Linked DNA regions of Homo sapiens: region 1 is linked to region 2. A link is a contact called in ENCODE Hi-C or POLR2A ChIA-PET data. All regions are on one chromosome and are shown on one strand. Each heading gives the region's core, a stretch centred on a gene start or an enhancer-like site at or near the end of the contact. The rest is flanking DNA. Distances are from core to core; before and after follow the strand shown.

Region 1 (2,873 bases), core at 187-2,686, 54 kb before region 2:
TCTTAATACAGAAACTATTTATTGGAATCACCCAAAAATAGTTTGAGTGTGTATCTCTGTGTGTACATGTTTGTGTTAAGACTTAGATGCAAAAAACATGCCTGTTTGCTAAAAGAATTCCCTTCTTTGGAAGAGCCAGAGGCCCTGTGCGAATTCAGAGATCCAAGCAGAGATCCTAAACTGGTGGCTTAAAGCTGATTTTATGTGAGACAGGAGTTTGGGAAGCTTCGTATGATAGCTAGTTGGTATATTTATTTGAGTATAAATTCTTGACGTATCTATTCGATTATCTTATACCTAATCCAATTCTTTTAAGTTGTATTTGTGTTTGCAACCTCTGGACCAAATTTTAGCCAAGATGCATGAAAAAAATCTCTTACCAAGAATGATTCCTGCTGCCTTTCAAAGTCATTAGAGAAAAGTTCTCAAAGGCGGCTATCTCTAGTAGCTTCTAATGAATTCATTGTTTTGTTCGTTAGCTTAGCATGTCAGAAATATCTTGACATTTGACACTCCTGTTTTGAAACTAATGGTTTATTTATTTAAAATAAGTGGGAGTTTCAAAGAAAAACAATTTGCCCTGGCAACAAAACGCAAGTACAATTAATCACTAACTTTGGGAATTGAAGTGTAAACAGAAGATGAGATCATGGCTTTGCTATTTATTCCTCTTCTCTGCAGATACCAGCCGAACTCACACCAGTCTTGTTACTATAGAATGTGCCTATCTGCACACAGCTGAAATGTCACTTCCTTGAACCTCCCAGCTGCTGTGTTATTTTATCTGACTCAGTTTTCCAGATAGCCAAAGCTTTACCTAACTATAACTAAAAATTTTCTTTTTGGTGTAACACTTAAAAAAAAAAAAGTACTTTAAAGAAGTACCCACTTTCTCAAGTGAAACATGCTAACCCTTTCTTGGTGATCCAGGGACATTGTTATGAATGTCAACCATTGTGATACTATATTAAAGTGATAATCTTGGGGATATTGAGTTGTGTAATGTCGCTTGACCTGGCGTTAAACATTGCCGGACTATAAAGCCTTGAACTTCTGAAGTCTTCTTTATGTCATGTTTTATTTCCTGTCTTTTTATCAGCCTATTCACTGTACTTTTCTGTCTGCTTATTTTTAATATGTTGTGAATTAGAAACCAGTTAACTGCTTTTGCTAGAACTTAATAAAAAAAAGCTAAATAGATTTAGAATGAGGGCCTGGGAAAGGGATTCTTCTGTGAGTAACTGCATGAACTAGAGTACACCATCTTGGTGACCTCTGCTTTGGAGTAATACGATATACAGGAACCTGGCAGTTGGAGGTCCTGGGTCCTGTTCCTGACACTGCCGTATTCTGCATTTTGGGCCATCTCCTTTCTAGCTCTCAGTTATCCACTTGTAAAAACAGGGGTTTGGACTAGCTGAGCTCTAGATTCCTTTCCAATTCCAGACATAGCAGTCATCATAGTCTAACACAGTTCTAACAAATCATCATAGTCATATATTATATAAACCAACCAGAAGATGGTAAGCAGGAGTTTTAACATATGCAGGATTACTGCTTGCGGATGAACTTGAATTTGTTAATAATGAATAGTCATGCCTTGGGCATTAATAGTTCCAGCTACACAGGCTTCTTTCTGGAACTTGGTATCCCCAGTGCCTCTTGGGTTCTGCAGTGACTGGGACATGAACATTTTCAAGTGAACACACTGGTCATTTGGATTAGGGAGATACTACTGAGGGTCTGTGATAAATGACCTCCCTCCTTGTAACGTCTGGGCTGAAGGACCTTTTCATAATGGCAGATAAATCAGATAAATGGTTATCACCTGCAGAGCCACAGTATTCCAGAGAACAGGAAGCATGCCCCAGCTGAGGCCCATGGGAAAATTTGAGCCATACATCCTTTTAGAAGCAGAGAAGAGAAGGCCAGTAGCCTGGGGCCCTGGGAATTCAGCCTGCAGCTCAGAATAGAGTCCTGGAATATCAGAGCTGGGCGGGACCTTTAAGAGCTATTTCTATCTGCCTCCTTCTATAGGAAACAGAGGTCAAGAGAGGGGAAGTGACTTGCTCAAGGCTGGAGAGATAACATGAACATTTTCTGATATCAGTTTTGCTTTGGGAACTATTCTGAGATGAGAGAAAAGAACCCACCAACCCAGAGAGTACATGACTAAAGACACAGACACTTGGCCAAACAATTTTCCTGGCTCAAAGGCCTCTTGAAACCTTATCTTGGGTGCATGGACTGTCTCTTAGAGAGGATGTGGCTCAGTGACAGCTCCAGTCATAACCTAAACAGAGGGGTCACTGGTCCCGGTTAATATTTGCATCCTGTGCTGTGGAATATGGAGTTCTATAAAGATCATTTACCTCTGAGTATAGGCAGATTGAGACCTAGCTTCTATTTGGACTGTCCCCTCTCAGAGGTCATCATATCAACATGATGGAGGGACCTTATCAAGTGAAGACAAAACATTCATAATAATGGAGACCCATGTGGCTGCGAATAATAAACTCTTCATTTTTCTATTTCTTCTTGTGGGCGACTATGTCCTTAGAGACTATTGTTATTTAGGACACCAACATGTGGCTGTATGTCCTCAATTTGTTTTCTTTCAACTCAATTCACCAAATATGTGTGTACTAAGTTCTGTCTACACTTTAATGTGAAGGGTGCCAAAAATTATTTATTTGTTATACGAGCTCAATAAGCAAGTTCCCTGCCTCTAGGAATGTGACACTTGGTAGAAGAATAAGATAAGTACTCAAAGGTATATGTGTTGGGGTATTCTCAGGGTATCGTAAATGCAATCAAAGATGGGCTGCCCTGGGGGTTTAAGGAATGGAAAAGATTGAATCCAGCTGAGGGAA
Region 2 (2,889 bases), core at 376-2,875:
AATCCACAGAGTAGGTATGAACCCGTTTTTTGTTCACACCTACTTTAACTTTCCTGCTGAGTATGTTTTTGTGAAGGATTGTCTCCCTCTTAAGACAATCTTCCTTTAGTTTTTCACACATTGTCTGTTCTCCTTTCTCCTTCCTACACCCCGGACTGCCCCCCTTCAGCTGAAATCTCAAGGCACTCTTTCCCTTTCATCCCTTGCAAATTGCCTCTGTCTTTGACTGCCTCCTCCTCTCATTCTCCTCCAGTGACTCTTCAAGTGTGGCTCTGGAATCATTTGTGTCAGAAACACCCAAGGAGCTTTCTGCTTACTAAAGGTGTGACTGGAGTTCTAGTCCAGACCGACTGTATGGAGTCTCTGGAGGTGGGTAGGAACAGGCATTATAAGCTGTCTCTCCTGGAGATTCTGACACTTTCCCTGGACCACACTTCCCCGCCCCCACTCCACACCCACCCTGACAGGGTCTTGCTCTGTCACCCAGGCAAGAGTGCAGTGGTATGATCACGATTCAGTGCAGCTTTCATGTTCTGAGCTCAAGAGATCCTCCCAACTCAGCCTCCCAAGTACCTGAGACTACAGGTGTGCACCACCACACTTGGCTAATTTCTAAATATTTTGTAGAGATGAGGCTTTGCTATTTAGCCCAGGCTGTGGGTCATACTTTTTCTGTGTGTGTGTGTGTGTGTGTGTGTGTGTGTGTGTGTGGGACAGGATCTCACTCTGTTGTTCAGGTTGGAGTGCAGTGCCGGGATCTCAGCTCACTGCAACTTCTGCCTCCCGGGTTCAAAAGATTCTCGTATCTCAGCCTGCTGGGTAGGTGGGATTACAGACATGCACCATTTTTGTATTTTTAGTAGAGACAGGGTTTCATAATGTTGCCGAGGCTGGTCTCAAACTCATGGCCTCAAGTGATCCACCGTCCTTGGCTTCCCAAAGTGTTGGGATTACAGGCACGAGCCACAGTGTCCGGCCTGTGGGCCTACTTTTTAATGCTTCCCAGTTCATCCTCCCCACTGCTGCCTTGACCCCATCCCATTGCTCTCCTCCTTAAAATCCTTCATGGGGCTCTCCTCCTTACAAACAGACGCTAAGCTCCATATCCTGGCATAAAGGACCTTTGGTGATTTGGCCCCTGTGCAGCTCTTGGGTCGCCCCCAACTCTCAAATCTGCTCTGTGCCCCGGAGATATCCTTAACACACCTGCTTGCTCCCACCCTGAGCCTGGCAGTTCCTGCTCTCCACCATGTTTCACTTGCACCCACCTTCAAATCTCAGAGTGGGAAACAGCTCCCGAACAAGAGGAAAGGCCTAAGCCCCAGTGTTGGCTCTGCCATTGATAAGTCACATGACATATTGATTATACAATCCTTGAGCCCCAACTCATATGTAAGCAAAGAGAGGACTTTAAACTGATTTCAGTTTTGGAATACTTAAAAAAAATCAGAAATACAAACTTCGTACAAATGTGTTGTGAAAGGTGCAGTAACAAGTCGTAGCCACCAGAGAGCACTAGAGGATCTCATTCAGCACAAGCGCGGGGCTTTGTCTCCATGACTTAGACTTCATTCTGGGGGTGGTCTACTCGAATTTGGGGCTGATGGGTGCCATCAGCTCCATGCCTAACCTTTATGTAAGAATATTATGAGACAGAGGAGCAGAATCTGTCACTTAAAAACTTCACTTTGGGGGAGGCAATGAAACTAGTCGTTAGTTGTCTTTAAATGCACAAATTTCAAAAGCAGCCCTTTCCGTGCTGGCTGGTGCATTTTGAAGGCTGTCCCAGTACTCCCACCCTACAGCTCATTTTTGGACCTCATATGCCGGACACATGGAGGGAGTTGTTTTGTTCGGGTTCTAGTGGAACCATCTGTACATTCCTCACTCTCTGTGGGGAGCAGGAATTGATCACAGGAAATGACCTCAGCTGCCTTGGGAAAGACGGACTTCCCATCCCTGCGGCTTTGAGCAAATCTGCTTAGTTGAGGGGCTGAGGAGGTAATTCTAGACCCTCCTGTGGCTGGGTTTGAATCTGAGACGCCTCTGAGGATCTGATGAAAGTCATGGACAATCCCCTCCAGAATACTCATAATATGCAGATTATTTCAGCAGCTTCGCAGACCTTTTATCTAGGAACCCAGGCTATGGACTATTTAGGGTTCCTCTCAGCTTTAAGAACCCAATGTCTTATAGTTGTACTTCATAACGAGCTATGCACATTAGCAGCTTTCTAATTTGTAGTAAGACTAAACTCTTGGTTATTTCCTCTGGAGAAGTGGGGGTGATGCATCCCACTGTTTAGGAATACCTCAATAGTGGATCATCCATCAGATCTGGGCTTTCCTATGAGCACTTCAGCCCCTTAGAGAGGGTGCATTCTGAAACTCTCCTGCAGGGGAGGCTAAAGAGCCACACATATCCCCAATGAGTCCCTGCTCGCTGGGGATGTGTCCTGGCCACGCAGGGAGGAAGTGAAGCTTCTTGCCATGTCGGTGTCCACATCTCAGTCCTGAGCTTTCTTTGTAAATCTTTCTGTGTTCTGGGAAGCTCCAGGGACTCTGCCTGCTTTTCTCTGCGCTGTACAGCTCCTCCATATGCTCCTACCTTTGGAGTTCTTTGCATCCTGAAGCTTGTGACCTAGAAGCTTCATAAGACAAAATAGCTAGCAATGACCTTGGGATTAAGATGCTCAGTCTTGTCTTGACTCTGCCGTTTATTAACTGTGGGACTCTCGGCCTCAATTATAAAATAGGAATAATAACTCCTATTTCTTATCTTATTGGGTTCTTTTATTTTTATTTAACAAATATGCACGGAGCGCCTGTTACGTGCCACTCCCCGTCCTTAGCACAGTTGATAGCAATGAATGGGACAGACATGATTCTC

What was found. A loop is a pair of places that touch in the nucleus more often than their neighbours do. ChIA-PET counts read pairs that join two places held with the same protein, here RNA polymerase II (POLR2A). Pooled maps may share reads with other maps.
Region 1: a loop to region 2 is called in a map of endothelial cell of umbilical vein, with 4 times the contacts of the local background. The contact joins two enhancer-like sites. A Hi-C loop is called at or near these places in 1 of 168 maps with a recorded cell type or tissue (endothelial cell of umbilical vein) and 1 of 50 pooled maps. POLR2A ChIA-PET finds 5 or more read pairs at or near these places in 2 of 52 experiments (BJ and OCI-LY7).

Annotation. Positions count from the first base shown.
Region 1 is chr3:187,263,620-187,266,492 of GRCh38, forward strand. The region is part of intron 2 of MASP1 (MBL associated serine protease 1); the gene reads right to left. Among named protein-coding and RNA genes, the nearest start is that of MASP1, 27 kb to the right of the region's middle. Within about 2 kb of position 1,437, at least 5 of the 41 ENCODE cell types and tissues checked have a DNase peak (open chromatin) inside an H3K27ac peak, as active enhancers do.
Region 2 is chr3:187,317,491-187,320,379 of GRCh38, forward strand. No RefSeq gene overlaps it. Among named protein-coding and RNA genes, the nearest start is that of MASP1, 27 kb to the left of the region's middle. Within about 2 kb of position 1,626, at least 5 of the 41 ENCODE cell types and tissues checked have a DNase peak (open chromatin) inside an H3K27ac peak, as active enhancers do.